Regions from separate parts of the Homo sapiens genome. Here all the other regions are linked to region 3. A link is a loop called in an ENCODE intact Hi-C map of the cell type or tissue named here. Cell type or tissue: heart right ventricle. All regions are shown on one strand. Region 1 has its middle 6.9 kb from the start of GP9. Region 2 overlaps RAB43 (RAB43, member RAS oncogene family). Region 3 overlaps CFAP92 (cilia and flagella associated protein 92 (putative)). Region 4 holds the start of LOC124906368 (small nucleolar RNA U13).

What was found. A loop is a pair of places that touch in the nucleus more often than their neighbours do. Peaks named below come from ENCODE experiments on the same cell type or tissue, not always from the same donor. Only the 100,000 strongest peaks of a DNase experiment are listed, where the experiment ranks them.
Region 1: a loop joins it to region 3, with 8 times the contacts of the local background. A loop is called at or near these places in 22 of 110 quality-filtered maps.
Region 2: a loop joins it to region 3, with 7 times the contacts of the local background. A loop is called at or near these places in 36 of 110 quality-filtered maps.
Region 4: it touches region 3 in a loop (2.6-fold over the local background); 32 of 110 quality-filtered maps call a loop at or near these places.

The regions. Positions count from the first base shown.
Region 1 is chr3:129,051,406-129,056,405 of GRCh38, reverse strand. It overlaps a transcript of GP9 not described here. Among named protein-coding and RNA genes, the nearest start is that of GP9, 6.9 kb to the left of the region's middle. RefSeq lists an enhancer at 2,582-2,631. In heart right ventricle, a CTCF peak has its summit at 2,871; DNase peaks (open chromatin) are centred at 2,655, 3,505 and 4,212; H3K27ac peaks cover 2,850 bases.
Region 2 is chr3:129,085,442-129,090,441 of GRCh38, reverse strand. RAB43 (RAB43, member RAS oncogene family) reads left to right here. Exons shown (of 3, transcript NM_198490.3): 3 at 1-2,870. ISY1-RAB43 (ISY1-RAB43 readthrough) reads left to right here. Exons shown (of 13, transcript NM_001204890.2): 13 at 1-2,870. Among named protein-coding and RNA genes, the nearest start is that of GP9, 27 kb to the right of the region's middle. RefSeq lists an enhancer at 1,448-1,992. In heart right ventricle, no CTCF peak of the experiment used is centred here; DNase peaks (open chromatin) are centred at 2,340 and 2,969; H3K27ac peaks cover 1,490 bases.
Region 3 is chr3:128,967,788-128,972,787 of GRCh38, reverse strand. It overlaps CFAP92 (cilia and flagella associated protein 92 (putative)), which reads left to right. Exons shown (of 16, transcript NM_001394090.1): 8 at 1,355-1,501. Among named protein-coding and RNA genes, the nearest start is that of CFAP92, 24 kb to the left of the region's middle. In heart right ventricle, CTCF peaks have their summits at 2,125 and 2,331 (motif pointing left); a DNase peak (open chromatin) is centred at 1,167; H3K27ac peaks cover 1,654 bases.
Region 4 is chr3:129,072,879-129,077,878 of GRCh38, reverse strand. It overlaps LOC124906368 (small nucleolar RNA U13), which reads right to left and starts at 3,784; the gene lies at 3,677-3,784. In heart right ventricle, no CTCF peak of the experiment used is centred here; no DNase peak of the experiment used is centred here.

The sequences.
Region 1 (5,000 bases), 84 kb before region 3:
ACAATTTTTCCTTCTCATGGGAAGCAGAGGGGATTAAGAGGCAGTGATTATTAGGTAGCATTTTTAGCCTGTGTGCAACCAACAGGAAATGGGTAACCCTGTCTGCCACTGTTGGACCCCCTTGGAACAGAGCCTCTGCTTGCTGGATCTTTGCAGATGCAGGTCTCCGTCACCCCGGCTGTTCTGAGCCAGCCTGTGGAGCAGCCTGCCTTGCTCTGAAACCTGGTTTTGCTACTTACTTGCTCTGTGACCTTGGGCAATAGTCTTAGCCTATCTCTGCCTCAGTTTCCTCATCTGCAGAATGGGGAAAATCAAAGACCCCACCTCCCAGACTGCTGTGAGGAAAGAGTGAGATAAGCCTGACAGGTGCTTTGCTGGGGGTCTGGCCACAGCAGGCACTGTGGAAGTCATCATGGGCAGGGGCCACTGGCACACTGTCAGGGAAGAAAGGGGGGCCTGACAGCCAGGCGTGATGGCTCACGCCTGTAATCCCAGCACTTTGGGAGGCCGAGGTGGGCGGATCACTTGAGGCCAGGAGTTCAAGACCAGCCTGGCCAACATGATGAAACTGTCTCTCTACTAAAAATACAAAATTTAGCTGGGCGTGGTGTCACGCGCCTGTAATCCCAGCTACTCGGGAGACTGAGGCAGGAGAATCGCTTGAACCTGGGAGGCGCAGGTTGCAGTGAGCCGAGATTGTACCATTGCACTCCAGCCTGGGCAACAGAGCAAGACTCTGTCTTAAAAAAAAAAAAAAGAAAGAAAGAAAGAAAAGAAAGGGGGCCCTCACACCCTTTGACGTACCTTCTCGTGTCTGAGGATTTTTGTCTCTTGTGATTAAAAGGATTAAACACAGTCTAGCTTGGCACAAAGATACCCCTCCCCAGCTGAAAGCCCTAACCATGGGACTTCGACCTGCCTCTCAGCCTTGCTGTCTGGCCCTTCAGCTCAGTGGCTGTATCTGGTCAGAAATGAATGATGATGCTTTATTTGCTATGAACTTATTGTGATGTTAGTTTGTGTGTATGACAGGTGAGACTGGTTTCTCAATTAAATTCGAGCATACAAACTTTCTTTCTTAAAATACATTTATATACATTTAAAAAGAGAACTGATTCTAAGAAAAATATTAAGTGTAAACTAAAAATAAAATTATAAGCCCCTGCCAAACTGAATGGACCCCTTTATGGCCAAGGGGACCCCAGAAAAACTTTAAAACTGAGCTTCCAGCCACGACAGGACAGGAGGTCAGAAGCCTCGTTATACCTCCTCCTTTTTGTGCTTCAGACACAACAACTGACCAGCATTACTGTTAAAATAGAGATAGACAAAATAGAGATAGTAAGACTGACATGACCGACTCTTTGTGGCAAATAAGACGCTAAATTATAAACAGAACCTAAGGCCATGCCAGGCAAGGGTTAAGTCAGTCACCCCACACTTAAAGAATGAACCTGTTCTCACTGCCACAAGGCTTTTCTTTTTCTCTAGCAGCTAAACAAACACTGGCCTTGAGATAAGCAATACTGAAACAATTTGCAGTTCCACCAGATGTGACTAACTGACCCCCAACTCCTGTTCCACCAGCCATAACTGCAAGAGACTGATTTCAATAACTTTCTCCAGATAAGAAGACCACTGACCATGGTCCACCCCAGCCTGTTTACAGAGGTTGCGCACAGAGTGCCTTTGTGTCCTGAAAAGCCTTTTGACATATAGGGCCTAACTGTAATATGTTTATATGTTCAGTCTCCACCCCAGAGCAAACATGGGTCATATATGAATTTGTTAGGAACACCTAAGTGTTTGTTCAATATGAATGTGTTAGGAACACCTTAATGACTACTCTTTTTTTTTGTTTTGAGACGGAGTCTTGTTCTGTTGCCAGGCTGGAGTGCAGTGACGTGATCTTGGCTCACTGCAACCTCTGCCTCCCGGGTTCAAGCGATTCTTCTGTTTCAGCCTCCCAAGTAGCTGGGACTACAGGCGCGTGCCACCACACCCAGCTAATTTTTGTATTTTTAGTAGATGGGGTTTCACCATGTTGGCCAGGTTGGTCTTGAACTCCTGACCTTGTGATCTGCCCACCTCTTCCTCCCAAAGTGCTGGGATTACAGGAGTGAGCCACTGCGCCCGGCCATGACTATTTTTTTCTTTGTTTTTGTGACAGGCTCTCTCACCCAGGCTGGAGTACAGTGACTCAATCTTGGCTCACTGCAGCCTCAACCTCCTGGGTTCAAGTGATCCTCCCACCTCAGCCTCCTAAGTAGCTGGGACCACTGGCACGTACCATTACCCCAGCTAATTTTGTATTTTTGGTAGAGATGGAATCTCACTATGTTGCTCAGACTGGTCTCTAGCTCCTGGGCTCAAACAATCCTCCTGCCTCAGCCTCCCAAAATGCTAGGATTACAGATAGGAGGCACAGTGCCTTTATGAATATTCATAGCTCCTCCTGTAGCCAGTTGAATATGTATGTTTAGCCAGACAGGTCAGCATAAAGCTCCTGCCCCAACCCCTCCTCTTTCAAAGTGCTCGGCCATTGGCACACTTCCCAGCCTGCAGATGGCCACCTTGTAGGCTGGCACCTTTTACAGGAAATAAAGGCTTCTCTTCTTCTAAATGTATACGTGTGTGTGTGTGTGTGTGTGTGTGTGTGTGTGTGTGTGTGTGTGTGTGTTTTAACACAGGTAATAGCACAGATGATGGGAAGATGTGGCAAATACCCACGGCAGGGGCCGTGAGGGGGCAGGGGTTCATTCGGAGAAGTTAAACTTGGACTCCCGGAGCTCATGCTTGGAGGCGCTTTGGAACCGTTTACCATTCATTTTTCCTCTCAGGGACAGCATTTGCCACCCAGTGGAAACAGTGTGAAATTACAGGACATTTTTTGCCGTGGGGAGAGCAAATTAAGGTCAATGGAATGATTTTCTTTTTTTTGCCAGAAGTTGAGAGAGAGGACATTAGTTAGAATTTCCCAGAAAACATTTTTAATGTGTTGCAGGCCATCTGAACAATCCCAAAGAAGCTCTTATAGAAAAAAGGCTAAAGGAGAGTGGAAGATGTGAAGTCTATGCATAAATGTTCGATTCTCCTATTTTTTGAAACCTTGTAGGATGACTGCCCCTCTCCGCCTCTCTATGCATCTAGGCCTGGCTTTGTGGGCATGGGGCTGGGGTAGCTGCAGGGGACTCCCTGCTCAGAAGGGCCCTGTGCCTGGGGTTGTAAGCTCTGTGGCTGCTGTCTTGAAATTCATAACAATTTTATCTTTAAATTTGTATTTTGTAAGGGAAGTCTGATGGGACTGTAGGCATGCATGGGGGACTTGGAGCCTGGGCCACAAGCGGTGCCCCTCCCAGCACCTCCTTGCCTTTTGACTATCTGGGCCCCTGCACCCTATCCCCTCACCCCCACCCCAGGGCCTGAAAAAGTATGCACTCCCCTGACCCCTGTATCTCTGCATCCACGAGTGCCCCTTCAGCTGGCTCCATGCCTGGGAACCCTTGTACTCCTTCCAACCTGCTAGTGATTATTGTCAGGGCTCCAATGGTTACTGGTAAACATACAAGCCTGCCACAGCGCTCCCTGTGACAGCTCAGTGGGTAGCGTGGAGGACTGCGAGAATCTGCCACAGACATATGTGCGTAGCCCCTATGCTCTGATGGAGCATGAGTCTCTGTTAGGAAATTTGTTATTACTGCTCCATGACAAACCATCCCCCAAAACTAGCAGCTTCAAACAATAGCATTTTTAATTTTAATTATTTATTTATTTTAAATTTTTTAGAGACATGGTCTCACTCTGTCACCCAGGTTGGAGTGCAGTGGTGAGATCCTAGCTCACTGCAGCCTGGAACCCTTGGGCTTAAGAGATCCTCCCACCTCAGCCTCCTAGGTAGCTGGGATCACAGGCATGCACTGCCACAGCCAGCTAATTTGTTGTTGTTATTGTTGTTGGAGATGGGGTCTCCGAAGGTTGAGCTGTTCTCAAACTCCTGAGCTCAAGTGATCTTTCTGCCTTAGCCTCTCAAAGCACTAGAATTACAGGTGTGAGCTACCATGCCCAGCTCAACAATGACATTTATTTACTTATTATCTCACTTGTTTCTGTGGGTCAAGAACTTGGGAGTGGCTTAGCTGGGTGGTTCTGGCTGTTGCAGTCAAGATCTCAGCCCAGTGAGACCAGCATCAGAGGACTTGGCCTGGGCTGGAGGAGACGCTTTTGAGATGTGAGTCGTGGCTGTTGGCAGGAGGCCTCAGTTCCTTGCTGGCCATTGACAGGAGACTTCGGTGACTCTCCGTGTGGCTCTCTGCACAGGGCAGCTATCTTTCCCCCAAGCAAGGGATCTGATGGAGAGCAAGGAGGGAGCTGCCAGGCCTCTTATGACCTGGTCTCAGAAGCTGCACCAGCAACTCTGCCACACTCTGTTTATTGGTGAGTCATAAAGTCTATCTAGCTCACTTTCAAAGGGAAAAGTGTTAATGAGCCTTTACGATTTTTTTTTAAGAGACAAGGTTTTGCTCTGTTGCCCACACTGGAGTGCAGTGGTGCAATCATGGCTCACTGTAATCTTGAACTCCTGGGCTCACATGTAGGCTTCCCATCTTGAAGGAGGAGACTTTGTGCATATATCTTAACAGGAAATTTTCAAATTCAAGTAACTGCAAGGCTTCTATCAGAAAATAAAGCTCTAACCTTTACGGAGAGGCATCAATCAAGGGATTAATTAGTTACTAGTAACTAGTAGTCCCTAGGACCCTCAAGTTACAGGAACCTTTTTTTTTTTTTTTTTTTGAGGCAGAGTCTCACTCTGTCACCCAGGCTGGAGTGCAGTGGTGGGATTTTCGCTTACTGCAGCCTCTGTGTTCTGGGTTCAAGTGATTCTCATGCCTCAGCGTCTCAGCCAGCTGGGACTACAGGTGTGCACCATCACACCCAGCTAATTTTTGTAGTTTTAGTAGAGACAGGGTTTCGACATATTGGCCAGGCTGGTCTCGAAC
Region 2 (5,000 bases), 120 kb before region 3:
CACAGCTAGGTGGGGTCACGGCCCACAGCTAGGTGGGGACTGTCTGCTGGCTCAGGGCCCAGTGTTTTGCCACTCAGGTTGCAAAATTAGCTAATCCTTCAGTGCCAGCACTCAGAAGTCTGGCAGGTGGGGGAATGAGATGAGAAAGTGGACATTTAAGGTCCAAGTAGAAGCTTGCATCCTTGAGGCTCAGGGATGAGAGGGCACCGCAAGGCACCCAGCCTTACCCCACAAGCAGGAATCCTGCCAGCCGAGCGTGGGTCCCAGTCTATGGAATCGAGTCTCCCAGACAAAAAAGGAGAGGCCCTGGCGGTCCTTGGCCTGGCCCATTTTATTCCCTGGACCCTTAACTGCCTCACCCTGAGCTGGGCACCAAGGTTAGAAGGCAAAAGTGGGGTAGGGGGATGTGGGAAGCAGCATTGTCCTCTGGGCATGTGGCTCAGAGGTATCACAGTGACAAAAGAGCCAGGGCTAGGGCTGGAGGGGCCAGGTGATCTTCCTTAGCCAATCCCAGTCCGTCTGTGTCAGCCCAGCTCTGCCTCGCAGCCCCCTCAGCATGGGTGCCCCCAGAAGTAAGCAGCTCTTGGACCCACGAGCAGGGCTGCGTCGGTTTGTGGTCTAGCTCCCAGGGGCAGGCCAGGCATGGCTCAGTGCAGTCCCTGGGCCAGTGAGAGGCCTCCCCCATGCCTCCCTGCCCTCTGCACTAAGCACTTTCCAGGCAGGCCTGGCCATAGGGCAAGAGCAGGCCTTACAGCAGTGCCACGGTGACCCAAGAGGCAGGGTTGGGGCCTGGACAGGGTTTCCTCTGCTGAGACTGAGACAAGCAGGGCTTGATGCTGGTGGTGGAGCCAGCATCTCACCTGCCAGGCTTCCTTTTGGGCAGGGAGGCTACCTGTGGAATGGCTGAGCCTGGTTCTGCAGGGGAGGAAGGCTGCCAGGAGCTGAGGGGCTAGCACCTGCATTGAGGGGAGTCTGGGTGCATCAGATTGGGGGGCGCCAGAGGCGAGGCTGCCTGGCTCCCTTTCTCAGCAGCTTTGCTTGTGGCAGGGGTGAGAGTGGAGCTGAGTGGGGTCTGGGCTCTGCCCCTGCGCCTCCACTGCAGTGCCTGGGCTCCCCTTGCAGGGCAGACAGTGCCTGGCACTGAGGGGTGCCCCCAGACCCCGCTGGGACTGGATGTGCCGTGGGCAGTGCCTTCCTCCAGCCTCACAACCTTTCTGCTGGGGCTGAAGTTTCTGGGGTCACATGGTCAGAAGGGGCTGAGCTGGTCTTTCACTGCAGGCCCACTCTGAAAGAGAAATCCCATGAAGCCTGTCCTTGCAGAGCCCCTCTGTTTTTGGGGGAACAGGGAGCATTCACAGGGTCTTGGGAACAAAGGCCTGGGCCTCCCCGTTTGAATTTCAGCCCCAGTTCCAGGGCAAGTCCCAGCCACCCAAGCATACTTACCAGTACTGCCCACCACCACCCACTGCCCACCTCTAAGAAGCCCGGCTCTCCTACTCTGCTTCCAGGCTGGGGCCTCACAGGTGGGGCTGTTACCTTCCTCAGGGCTTAGGGAGGGAGGGAGGACATGGACAGGGCCTTCCACCCTGGCTCCTTCACAGGGATGGTAGCTGACCGGTGATGGGTTCATTTGTCACCTTGGACTGTGAGCCACTTCCACTTCTCGCCCCCCAGGCAGGAGCACCCTCACTCCAAGGGCTTGGCCTGGAAAGGCAGGCTCACCTGGGACTCAACGTTCCTTCCCCCGCCGCCACTGTGCCCCCCGTCCCTCCACCCCAGAAGCCCTGACCTCATTTGGGCACCTTGCTGTCCTCTGGGCTTCTCCTCTGCCCAGGTCACCCTGTGGCAGGCCTGGGCCCTCAGGATGTTTCAAAGGCTCCACAGCTCCACCGCTCCACCTGGCTTCACTCCAGCACCCTGTCCCTGGAGCACCTCTGTCCTGTCTGGGCCAACCTGGTCTCCCTGCCCCATGCCCTCCCCTGGCTCTTAGCAACCTGCCCTTTTATTCATGCCATTTGGGGTCACAGATGCCTAGCTGGACACAGCTCCCAGAACTGGCTCCACCCTGGGGCCTTGCCCCTAGTACCCCCTGGCAGGAGCAACCCACCCCATGGTCGAGGTTCCCCTACCCCTGGATCCTGGACTGAAGCCATTTCCTACAGAGAAGCGTTCCCACCCCCTCTCAGGCACAAAAGCCGGTGTCCAGGGACTCAAGACCTGTACCTGGGGTTGCAGGGGCTCCTGCCCTGCTGTATCCCACCAGGAGGGGGCCCCACTGCCCTTCCGGCCCTTAAAACTGGGCTGGGAGAGAAGACGGGGAAGTGTGTGAGACAAAACAAAGCCGGCTTGTTTCCTCCCCTTGGCAGGCTAAGCTCTCCCGGCAGCCCGGGCTCTGGGGCGGAAGGAGAACAGTGTCATCTCTTCCTTTGTTGATAAATTGCCAAAGAGTGGGAACAGGTGGGGTCAGGGGCCAGAGTGCAGGGGAGGGGGCAATGGTGGAGGTGGCGGGGGGAAGCAGAGGGAGGTGGGCTGAGGCCTCGGTGGGGCCAGTGCGACGCTGGCTTAAGGAGCTGGAGGGGTTCCTAATACACATTTAATTCAGTTTCTCTTCCCTAAGAGGCTGCCGGAGTTGGGGCCTCCTCCAGCAGAGACCCTCGGACCCCTGCAGGGCCTGGACTTGGGGTGAACAGGGCTTCAGTCAGCGCAAGTATTCCATTTGCATTTGGTAATTTTTCATGCCACCTATTTATGAATATATAAATCTTTATACCAAATCTATTTTTTAAAACATGGAAAAGTTGCCTTTATGGAAACTTGGCAGAGCCAGAGTGTACACATTCCTAAACCATTAAACAGATTTCTATAACAAGCCACTGCGCCCAGGACTGGTTCTCTGATCTTTGAGCCCAGAGGCGGCCCAGGTGGCCACGTGCCTCAACTAGTCTCCAGGCCCGGGGTGGTAGACAAGCTGCCCCCTGCCAGTCTGCCACCCAGAGCACTGTGAGACCTTCCCTCTGTCCCTAAACCCTTGGGGGACCCCCCTGAGCAAGAAGCAGTTGGTGCCTGAGGGGCAGAGGAAGCTTGGGCTGGGTCCCTTCTCTGGGACACCCCAGGTTCCTCCCATTGGGTTTGTGTTGGAGAGGGCTCTTTGGTGATTGGCAGGGGCACCCTCACCCCGACCTCCCCATGAGGGAAGCGTCACTCTCCTGAGCACACAGGCCTGGATGAGGAATCCCTTGCCCGGGTCTTGTAGCCACATTGATCCCACAGTGGCAGGAACAACCCACCCCATGGTCGAGGTTCCCCCCACCCCTGGATCCTGGGCTGAAGACATTTCCTACAGAGAAGTGTTCTCACCCCCTCTCAGACACAAACGCCAGTGTCCAGGGGCTCAGGGCCTGTGCCTGGGCTTTGGGGGGCTCTGACCTGTTGTTATTCCGAGTTAGGACTTAAGAACACCATGAGGGGCTCTTGCTTCTGTGATGTGACCAGCACAGAGATGTTACCAGGCACACAGTAGATGCTCAGCTTAGAGAAGTGCCTGAATCAGGTCTCTGGCACTGGGAAGCCCATGAAATCCATAGCCTGCCCACCAATATAATCAGGGGTCTATTCCTGGTCACTCAAATAAGGGGTTTTCTGCCGAAAGGGACTCTTAAACAGCAGGGCTGCTGGTTGGTCACCCTGAGGAAGAAGAGGGGGGCCTAGCAGTGCTGCACCACCTTGCCAAGCCTGAGACAAACTGACATGATGGGGCTCATAGCAGCCTGCCGTTGAAACCTAGGTGTGCCCTGACTGTCCTGTGGTTCTGGGCAGGTCACTTCTCCTCTCTGGGCCTTGGTTTCCTCAAACCTGGGATCCTATTCCCTGTCCCATTTGCATCCCGGGGAGCCCTGAAGAGACCCCAGGAGGGGAGTGCTTTATGCACTGAAGGCCTGGAACAGGGCACTGGAGGAGGAAGACCCAGAGCCCTGGCTCTCAAGACAGGCCTGGCTCCAGGCACCTGCCATCCTTCCCAGGGAGAAGGAAGGCCTGATGTCTGAACTCCCTCTTCTCTTCTGAATGCCAGGAAGCACCAGAGTGCGCGTGTGCCCCTTGTAAGTCAAACCCATAACCAGGCCTGTCTGAGCCCGGCCATCCGCACGCTCCCAAGAGGCTCAGACCTGGGTCAGTCTGTCCCTAGGGCCCTCTGAGGCCTCTACCCAAACAACAGGACTGCCCAGACCCCAGAGCAAACAGACAGCACAGGTCCACTCCTTGACTTCAAAGTATGGAAGCTGAGACTGGATCCCAGAGAGTCTTGCTCAAAGCCCCACGATGTTCACTTCTGAGCCCCCACCTGCACGCCCAAGCTGGGTGCTGGGTCCCAGAGGTGAGTCTGCCTTGCTGCCTCCAAGGGCTCCCAAAGCTCCAACCTGGACCCCACTCCTCCCTGCACACATTTGCCGCTGGGATTGGCCAGCCCCGCCCTCAGGGAAGCCAGGAGGCAGGGGGGCCCCTTCCCTGTCCTCACCTTCACCCTGGCTACTCCCATCCCCACCCAGCCCACCCACCTCCTGCCTGGGCCTCTGCCCCAGCCTCTTCCTGACCTGGTCCTGCCTGGGCATCTCCTTGTGGCTGCAGAGAGCATCCTCAAGCAAGACCCCTAGCCACAAGGTCCCGACTCCCTCACTCAAGACCTCTTCCACGGTCCTTGTGGCCCTCGGGCTCCTTAGAGAGGGCCCAGCATTGGCCACTCTCCCCTGACCTGGCCACACACAGCCACACGCTGCTCTGCCACCCCCAGTCTGAGCTGCTCCCCGCAGACCGACCATCTCAGGCCTCCTGTGGTGTAATGGGCTTCTCCAAGCCAAGAGTTCCTGTTCCCAAACATCCTGAGCTGGAGCCCCAGGCCCCAGGAACAGCCATCTGGCCCTGACCCTGAGCTCCCAGACACTCCTATGACCCTGCAGAGGGCAGGAGGCCAGGCCCCATCTTGCCCAGGGGTTGCAGCCGCTGAC
Region 3 (5,000 bases):
TGCCTCCCAGGTTCAAGTGATTCTCCTGCCTCAGCCTCCCAAGTAGCTGGGATTACAGATGCCCGCCACCACACCTGGCTAATTTTTTATTTTTAGTAAAGATGGGGTTTCACCATGTTGGCCAGGCTAGTATCAAAATCCTGACCTCAGGCGATCCACTTGCCTCAGCCTCCCAAAGTGCCAGGTTTACAGGAGTGAGTTACCACACTCGGGCGAAACATCACCTCTTAAAAAAAAGAAAAAAGAGGCCAGGTGCGGTGGCTTACACCTGTAATCCTAGCACTTTGGGAGGCCAAGGCAGATGGATCACCTGAGGTCAGGAGTTCGAGACCAGCCTGGCCAACATGGTGAAACCTCATCTCTATTAAAAATACAAAAATTAGCTGGGCGTGGTAGCACGCGCCTGTGGTCCCAGCTACTCAGGAGTCTAAGGCAGGAGAATCACTTGAACCCAGGAGGCAGAGGTTGCAATGAGCCTCGATCGTGCCATTGCACTCCAGCCTGGGCAACAGAGTGAAACTCCGTCTCAAAAAAAAAAAAGAAAGAAATCCTTCATCCAGATGTCAGTATAGTCTCCTAGATATTCTTCTGATGATTTTAAAGTTTTTGTTTTATACTTTTAGTCTGGAATTCATTTTGTATATGCCGTGAAGTAATTCAATAACTTAATTTGCTCCCATATGGATAATCAATATAACTTATCCACTGATTTGAAATGCCACTTCTGGCATCTGTTAGGTTCCCCTATGTGTTTGGGTCTGTTCCTGGGCTTTCTCGTCTGTCCCATTGGTCTTGTCTTGATGACCGTAGATTTATATGTGTTCTCATCTCCTTTTCCTTCTGGTCTGAGCTTGGCACTGAGCTGAGTGTTTTATGTAGCGTTGCTAATTTCCTCTTCTCAGTGTCCTAGAAGGCAGGTGCTGTTGCCCTCATATAACAGGTGAGGTTACTGAGGCTCAGACTGTGGGCTTTTGTTTGTTTAAGAGCAGGGTCTCTTAAAAAAGCCCACCGTCCACCCTGCACTGACATTAAGAGCTGACTGGAAGAGAGCCTTGAGTGTGTTATGGCATCATTGTCATGATGACCTTAGTTCTCTTCTGTCTGTGTTCTCAGTTAGCAGAGGCGGGGAATGAGAGGCCCTCACCCTATTACTACATATAACTGGCAACGGGCCTGCCATCTATATTTAGCCACCACTTCTGGTTGCTGGGAAGAGGCAGTCACACAAAGAATAACCCCTGCCTTCTAGGAGCTTCCAGAACCTTCCTGAATCTCTGTAGCATGTTCAGGTCCACATATGGCAGCTCAGATACAGTCTCCTCTTAATGCTCATCTCCTTTGTTTGATTTCACAGTTAAAGGGAAAGATTCAGAGGGAAGAAGGAAAATCCAGAGGAGACATAAGAAGCCCCTGGCAGAAGAAGAGGCAGACCCCACGCTGACAGGCCCCAGGAAGCAGAGCGCTTTCTCCATCCAGCTGGCCGTCATGCCGCTCCTTGCCGGTACCCACTGCTTGCCCTGTTCCCAGCAGCTCCTGCTTGTCTTGTGGCCAGAACGGCCATAAGCGGATGCTCCTAATGACAACCCTGCTGCGTGCCACCTCATTTCATCCTCACAGCCACCTCAGGAAACTCAGGGGAATTGGCTTCATAGTACAGGGGGAAACAAAGGCCCAGAGAGGGTAGCTACCTTGCCTGAGATCACACAGCTAGGAAATGTGAAGCCTGGACTTGAACCCAGCTCTGTTTGATTCCAAAATCCAAGGAAGCCTATGGGAATATTAAATGTCATCATTGTGTTTGTTAAGAAGATGCTGCTTTTAATAAATGCTTTCCTACAGATTTTTACAAAAACATCTAGTAAAGGGAATGAGGAAAGGGAACCCTTTTTGACTGAGCCCCTCTGGGTGCAGGCACTTCCCGTGTGACACATCACTTACTTCTCAGACCAAATTCTGACCCACTCAGCCAACCTGTGGTGTGGTGGTGGCTGTGGTGGTTATCATAGTTACCATTTTTTTCAGTGAGGAAAAGAACTCAAAGAGGTTAAGTAACTTTCCTAATCCCACACAGCTCAGTGGCCAAACAGGGATTTAATTATTTTGCTTTATAAGATCTACCACAATTTATGAACTGGACTTTATACATACTGGTAAATCATAACTAAATATTATATCAATATGTTTTGATGATTGAAAGCTCAGCATATATTTTGGTAAAATTATGTTGCTTTGTTCCAAAAAAGAGTAATATGGGGTGAACTCCCCCCCTTTTTTTTTCTTTTTAGAGAAAATTCAGACTTTGTTCGTTTTTTTGCCATCACGTGTCTTGTGCGCCCTCTCCTGGCTACTCTGCAGAAGCGCGTGCGTTGGTCTTTTCTGAGCTGGAACCAGCATTCATAGAGAAGGGGGCAAAAACCCCGTAAGTCAGAGCCTCCAGTTCAGTTCCACAGGTGCCAGTCGTCATCCTCCTCTCGCGCTCTTGGGTTGGTGTCAATTCAGTTTGAGAAAGTGCTATTAACTTTTCAGTTTGCACTTTTTTTTTTTTTGAGATAGGGTCTTGCTCTCTCACCCAGGCTGGAGTGTAAGTGACATGATCATAGCTCACTCCAGCCTGAAGCAAGCCTCCCGCCTCTGCCACCCGCATAGCTAAGACTACAGGTGCACACCACCACACCTGGCTATTTTTTTTATTTTCTGTAGAGACAAGGTCTTGCTATGTTGCCCAGGCTGGTCTCAAACTCCTGGTCACAAGTAATCCTCCTGCTTCAGCCTCTCAGAGTTCTAGAATTACAGGCATGAGCTGCCGCATTTGGCAGTTTGCAGTTTTAAATGACTTTTTGAAAATGATACTTCACCTACAGCTTGTCCTTCCTGATCACCTTCACTTTCTCGTAGCATCAGAACCTCTTGAGAGGCAACAGTGACAGAGAGTAAACTTTCAGAGGGTCTTACCCCACCCCACGCTCCAGCCTGACCCTCCAGCATACCTATTGCACACAGTAGCTTTGAGCGAACGCCTTTGCTAGCTGCTTCCTTCGTCCTACAGTCCCAAGGAGGAACCCATGATCCTCCTGGGGGAGCGTACCATGGGACCTGCCCCGCTTTGGATTTTACTGTGAGAGGAAAAAGAAGTTCAACCATTTGGGCCTGCCTGGCATGACTGTTTCCAGCAGAATGAAGCCAGGACATGGTCCCCTCTCTCTTTTTTTTTTTTCGAGATGGAGTCTTGCTCTGTCGCCCAGGCTGGAGTGCAGTGGCGCGATCTCGGCTCACTACAGCCTCTGCCCCCCCAGGTTTAAGCAATTCTCCTGCTTCAACCTCTAGAGTAGCTGGGATTACAGGCGCATGCCACCATGCCAGGCTAATTTTTGTATTTTTTGTAGAGATGGGGTTTCACAATTTTGGCCAGGCTGGTCTTGAACTCCTGACCTCGTGATTGTCTTACATGTCCGTGTGAAGAGACCAAACAGGCTTTGTGTAAGTAACAAGGCTGTTTATTTCACCTGGGTGCAGGCAGGCTGAGTCTGAAAAGAGAGTCAGCAAAGGGTGGTGGGATTATCATTAGTTCTTACAGGTTTTGGGATAGGCAGTGGAGTTAAGAGCAATGTTTTGGGGGCAGGGGGTGGATCTCACAAAGTACATTCTCAAGGGTGGGGAGAATTACAAAAAAACCTTCTTAAGGGTGGGGGAGATTATAAAGAACCTTCTTAAGTGTGGGGGAGATTACAAAGTACATTGATAGTTAGGGTGGGGCAGAAACAAATCACAATGGTGGAATGTCATCAGTTAAGGCTATTTTCACTTCTTTTGTGGATCTTCAGTTGCTTCAGGCCATCTGGATGTATACATGCAGGTCACTGGGGATATGATGGCTTAGCTTGGGCTCAGAGGCCTGACAGTGATCCACCTGCCTCAGCCTCCCAAAGTGCTGGGATTACAGGCGTGAGCTACCGCACTGGACCTAGCCTCCCCTCTCTATAACCTGCCCCGTCATGTACAATGCTGTACAGTGCAGGGGTTCACATGTAAGAACTTTGGTGACCAAAACACTTTGATCATGGCTCAGCCACTTACCAGCAAGTTACCTACTTTCTCTGAGTCTCACTTTCCTCCTCTGTGAAATGGGGGTGATTACTCCTACCTCAGAGCGTTGTTTTAAGGATCACAGGAGCTGACGTGTGTAAACTGCTAGCACAGTGGGACCCAGGGGGTGCAGGTGTGGAGGCAGCAGCTGTCCTGAGGCCATGTGTGTGGGCCGCTCCATTATACCCATGACATAGCCTATGGTCATCGACAGAGAACGGGTCAGCTCAGCAGGCCAGTTGTATGTCTGGTTTTGCCAGAAACTAATAGCATAAGATTATTTACTGTAAGCCCAGCATAATTATTTTTGGTAATCATCTTCAATTTCAAATTAGGCCATAGATCATGTATGTATACCTTATTAGTAAATATTGGTTGGCTAGTAACCCAGTAAGATTCTAGAAAGATTCTGTGTCTGGGAATGAGCTCTTATTTTAAAAGGATAGTATTGCATAGCGGAGGGGCCCCACTTAGCCCAACAGAACTGGTTTGGATGCTGGTTCTACAACGTATTTTCTAAGAGACCTTGGATGATTGCGTCAGAACTCTGGGCCTCATTTCCCCCATCTGTAATGTGGAGATGACAGCAACCACACAAGGTTAAGGATGAAATGACATTAGCGCATGTTTGGGACTGGCTGTTGGAGGAGCACAAACATTCCCTTACACCATTCCACTCTTAACCAGGGCTCTTAACTCAGGGGGCTTGTGTCTGCTGGGGACACTTGGCTGTGTGTGGAGGCATTTTGGTTGGCACGACTGAGAGTGGGATGCCACTGGCATCTAGTAAGATACTGTTAAACATGCCATAATGCACAGGACTGTCCCCTGAGCAAAGAATGGTCTGCCCCAACTGTCAGCAGTGTGGAGGCTGTGAGCCCGCAGCCTGGAATTCTGTTCTGGTGTATGTCTCCCTG
Region 4 (5,000 bases), 110 kb before region 3:
AAGCTAATTTTTGTATTTTTAGTAGAGATGGAGTTTCACCCTCTTGGCCAGGCTGGTCTCGAACTCCTGACCCTCAAGCCTCCCAAAGAGCTGGGATTACATGAGAGAGCCACTGCACCCGGCCATGCCAAGTATATGATTAAGCAAACAAACATTACAGACTGTGATGGTTATTTTGTGTGCCAACTTTGCTGGGCCCTAGTATTGAGATATGTGGTCAAATATTATTCTGGGTGTTTCTGTGAGGGTGTTTTGGATGAGATTAGCATTTCAACAGTGGACTTTGAGAAAAGCAGATTGCCCTCTGTAATCGGGTGGGCCTCATCCAGTCAGTTGAAGGCCTGAAAAGAACAAAAAGACTGACCTCCCCTGAGCAAGAGGGGATCTGCAGCAACAGCCTTTGGACTTGACCTGTGATTCTGTGTCCCTGGCTCTCCAGACTGCTGGTCCAGCACGCAGGTTTTCGACTTGCCAACCTTCATCATCATGTGAACGAATTCCTTCAACTCTCTCTGTACACGCTTCCTATTGGTCATTTCTCTGGAGAACGCTGACTAATACACGGATGCCAATGTTTATTTTCCAGGGGACATTCAGACACAGGGTCAATTCTTTGCACTCCAGAGTATTTGTAATGATGATTTCTGCCCTGCTGACTTTTTTCCTTTCTTCATCCAGCACTTTAGGGCCAACTTTATTTTAAGTGGGGTGGGGAGAGGAATGAGAAGGAAGAGGGAAAATTCTTGCTATTGAAAATGCATCTGGGGGCCAGGTGAGGTGGCTCACACCTGTAATCCAGCACTTTGGGAGACCAAAGCAGGTGGATCACCCGACGTCAGGAGTTCGAGACCAGCCTGGCCAACCTGGTGAAACCCTGTCTCTACCAAAAGTACAAAAATCAGTCGGGCATGGTGGCAAGTGCCTGTAATCCCAGCTACTCGGGAGGCTGAGGCAGGAGAATCACTTGAACCCGGGAGGCGGAAGTTGCAATGAGCTGAGATCACTCACTGCACTTCAGCGTGGGCAACAGAGCAAGACTCCATCTCAAAAAAAAAAAGAAAAGAAAATGCATCTGGGGCCGAGCATGTTGGGTCATGCCTGTAATCCCAGCACCTTGGGAGGCAAACATGGGTGGATCACTTGAGCCCAGGAGTTCGAGACCAGCGTGGCCAACATGGTGAAACCCCATCTCTACCAAAAATACAAAAATTAGCTGGGTGTGGTGGCGCATACCTGTAGTCCCAGCTACTGAGGAGGCTGAGGCAAGAGAATCGCTTGAACTTGGGAGGCAGAGGTTGCAGTGAACTGAGATTGCTCCACTGCACTCCAGCCTGGGCAACAGAGCAAAACTCTGTCTCAGAAAAACAAACAAACAAAAAACAAAGAAAATGCATCTGAACTTTGACTCTCCAAATGAACTTACTTTATTTTATTTATTTATTTATTTATTTATTTTGAGACAGGGTCTCACTCTGTCATTCAGGCTGGAGTGCAATGGTGCAATCTTGATTCACTGCAACCTCCCTCCGCCTCGTGCCTCAGCCTCTCGAGTAGCTGGGATTTCAGGTGTGTGCCACCACGCCCAGCTGGTTTTTGTATTTTTAGTAGAGACAGGGTTATGCCATGTTGGCCGGGCTGGTTTCCAACTCCTGGCCTCAAGCAATCCACCCACCTTGGCATCCCAAAGTGTTGGGATTACAGGTGTGAGCCACTGCACTTGGCCAAACTTTACTTTTTCCCAAATCAACTTTGGGGATTCTGTCCCAAGAAAACACATCTAGATGTGGAAAAATTTTTATGTACAAAGAATTCAAATACAATGTGCTATGGTTTCCTTTTTTTTTTTTTTCTGACGGAATTTCAGTCTTGTCATCCAGGCTGGAGTGCAATGAATGGTGTGATCTTAGCTCACTGCAACCTCTGCCTCCCAAGTTCAAGCGATTCTCCTGCCTCAACCTCCCAAGTAGCTGGGATTACAGGTGCCCACCACCATGCCTGGCTAATTTTTGTATTTTTAGGAGAGATAGAGAGTTTCACCATGTTGGCCAGGCTAGGCTGGTCTCAAACTTCTGACCTCAGGTGATCCGCCCACCTCGGCCTCCCAAAGTGTTGGGATTACAGGCGTGAGCCACTGCACCTGGCCTGGTTTGCTATTTGACCCCTCCAAATCTCATGTTAAAATGTGATCCCCAATGTTGAAGGTGAGGCCTGGTGGAAGGTGGGTCATGGGAGCGCACCCCTCATGGCTTGGTGCAGTCCTCACACTAATGAGATAATGAGTGAATGCTCACTATGTTAGTTCCCAAGAGACCTGATTTTCAAAAAGAGCTGCCTGGCAACTCCCTCCCCTCTTTCCTGCTCCCTCTCTCACCGTGTGACCCACCAGCTCCCCTTCACCTCCAACATGAGTGAAAGCTTCCCTGAGGTCTCACTAGGAGCAGATGCTGGCGCCAGGCTTCCTGAACAGCCTGCAGAACTGTGAGCCAAATAAACCTCTTTTCTTTATAAATTACCCAGTCTCAGGTATTCCTTTATAGAGACACAAACAAACTAAGACATAATGCCATTTGTGGGGGCAGGGGGGACTTGGAAACAACCTAGATATCCCAGAAAAGGAGTGACATAGAAATGATCTTCATGAAGGATTTGATTGAAGTAGTGATTGGAATTCTACTATTGATTGGAAAATGCCAGTAAGTGAAATAAGCTGAATAGCTGTTTATCATTGCAATTTCACACCCAAACTTAAATGTTCCTCAATAAAAGATGAATTAATAAAAATAAAATGAATGAATACAATAAAATTAAAAATGACTAAGTAGGCCAGGCATGGTGGCTCACGCTTGTAATCACAGCACTTTGGGAAGCCAAGGTGGGTGGATCACTTGAGCTCAGGAGTCCGAGACCAGCCTGGCCAACATGGCAAAATCCTGTCTCTACAAAAATATATTAGCCAGGTATGGTAGCGTGCTCCTGTAGTCCCAGCTTCTCAGGGAGGCTGAGATGGGAGGTTAGCTTGAGCCCAGAAGGTCGAGGTTGCAGTGAGCTGAGATCGCACCACTGCCTCTCAGCCTGGGAGACAGAGTGAGACTCAGTCTCAAAAAAAAAAATTGACTAAGTAGAAACAGATGAACCATGAAAATATGTTCTCAATTACTCTCATAAATAAAATAATCGTAAATATATATTTAAATATATGGGTGTGTATATACACACGTACCCACCCACATATGTATATATACACACACATTTTGGGGAGAAAGCCTGGAAGGATATTCAGTCAAAGTTAGGAAGAAATCTGTCTCTGGAGGGGGCTGGATTTCAATTTCAGGCCTTTTATTATTATTATTATTTTTTTTTTTTTTTTTTTTGAGACGGAGTCTCTCTCTGTCACCCAGGCTGGAGTGCAGTGGCGCCACCTCGGCTCACTGCAAACTCCGCCTCCCGGGTTCACGCCATTCTCCTGCCTCAGCCTCCCGAGTAGCTAGGACTACAGGCGCCCGCCACCACGCCAGGCTAATTTTGTTTATTTTTAGTAGAGACAGGGTTTCACCATGTTAGCCAGGATGGTCTCGATCTCCTGACCTCGTGATCTGCCTGTCTCAGCCTCCCAAAGTGTTGGGATTACATGAGTGAGCCACCGCGCATGGCCTAGGCCTTTTATTATTATTTTTCATGTCTGGTAGGTAATGTGCTGACATCATAACAAGGTTTGAGAAAAGAAGTTCTCACTCACACAAGAATGAGAAAAGCCAATCATCACACTTATAAACTACAAAAGGCTCCTAATTTTTTTGCAGTTTTAGAGAAAAATTTTTGGTTATGATCATGAATTAGTTATATATAGCCAGGAAAATCAATAAAGCTATTTCCATTTTTTAAAGAAGGGAAAAAGTTGGGCTAGATAATTTGTGTGGTTATGATCTCAACTATATACAACTGTTCGGAGAAGGACACCAGAAGGAAATACCGCAATGGCGAGCCCCATTGTTCCCTCCGTGACTTCACGCTGGTGTGTTTACTTTCTAGGAATGTATCTTTTCCAGAGGTAGAAAAGAGAAAAGCTGGGATGCTTAGACTAACTGTGTGTTAATAGTGACTGTCTTTGGCTAAAGGAGCTTACAGAGATTGCTGTATTACTTAAAACAAAATTATTACTATGTATTGTGGTAAAACATACATGGCATGGGCTGGGCATGGTGGCTCAAGCCTGTAATCCCAGCACTTTGGGAGACAAAGGCGGGTGGATCACTTGAGGTCAGGAGTTCAAGACCAGCCTCGTCAATATGGCAAAACCCCATCTCTACTAAAAAAATCCAAAAATTAGCTGGGCAAGGTGGCGCATGCCTGTAATCCCAGCTACTCAGGGGGCAGAAGAATCGCTTGAACCCAGGACGCAGAGGCTGCAGTGAGCCAAGATCGGCCTGGGCGGCAAAGCGAAACCCTGTCTCAAGAATAAACCCCCAAAACAAACCATACATGGCATAGTATTTATGAGAGAACATAGTATTTTGAGAGAAGCACACCTCACTCACACAAGAGCAAGAAAAGCCAATCATCACACTTTTAAACTACAAAAGACTCCTAATTTTCCTAATTTTAAGCATCCATAAAATCCGTAAAGTGGAGAGTGCAGGGACCTTAAGCACATTCACACTGCTGTGCCACCATGAACACCATCCATCTCAGAATGCTTCCGTCTTCCCAAACTGAAACTCTGTCCCCACCAAACTCCCCGTGTGCCCTCTCCTCCAGCCTTGGTGGCCACCACCCACTTTCTGTCTTGGAATGTGACCACTCTAGGGCCCCCAGGCCATATTGGTTCCTCTTCTGGGCATGCTCATAAACTTCTGTCTTGGTGCAACGAAGTTGGGCAAGAGCTGAAGGAGGAGGCTCGGTCCTGACCGAGAGCCTTGCAGGGGTAAAACAGCACCTGCACAGCTGGGTAGGGGTCCAGGCAGTGCTGACCCAGTGTCCATGGGACTCCAGGAAAGAAAGCA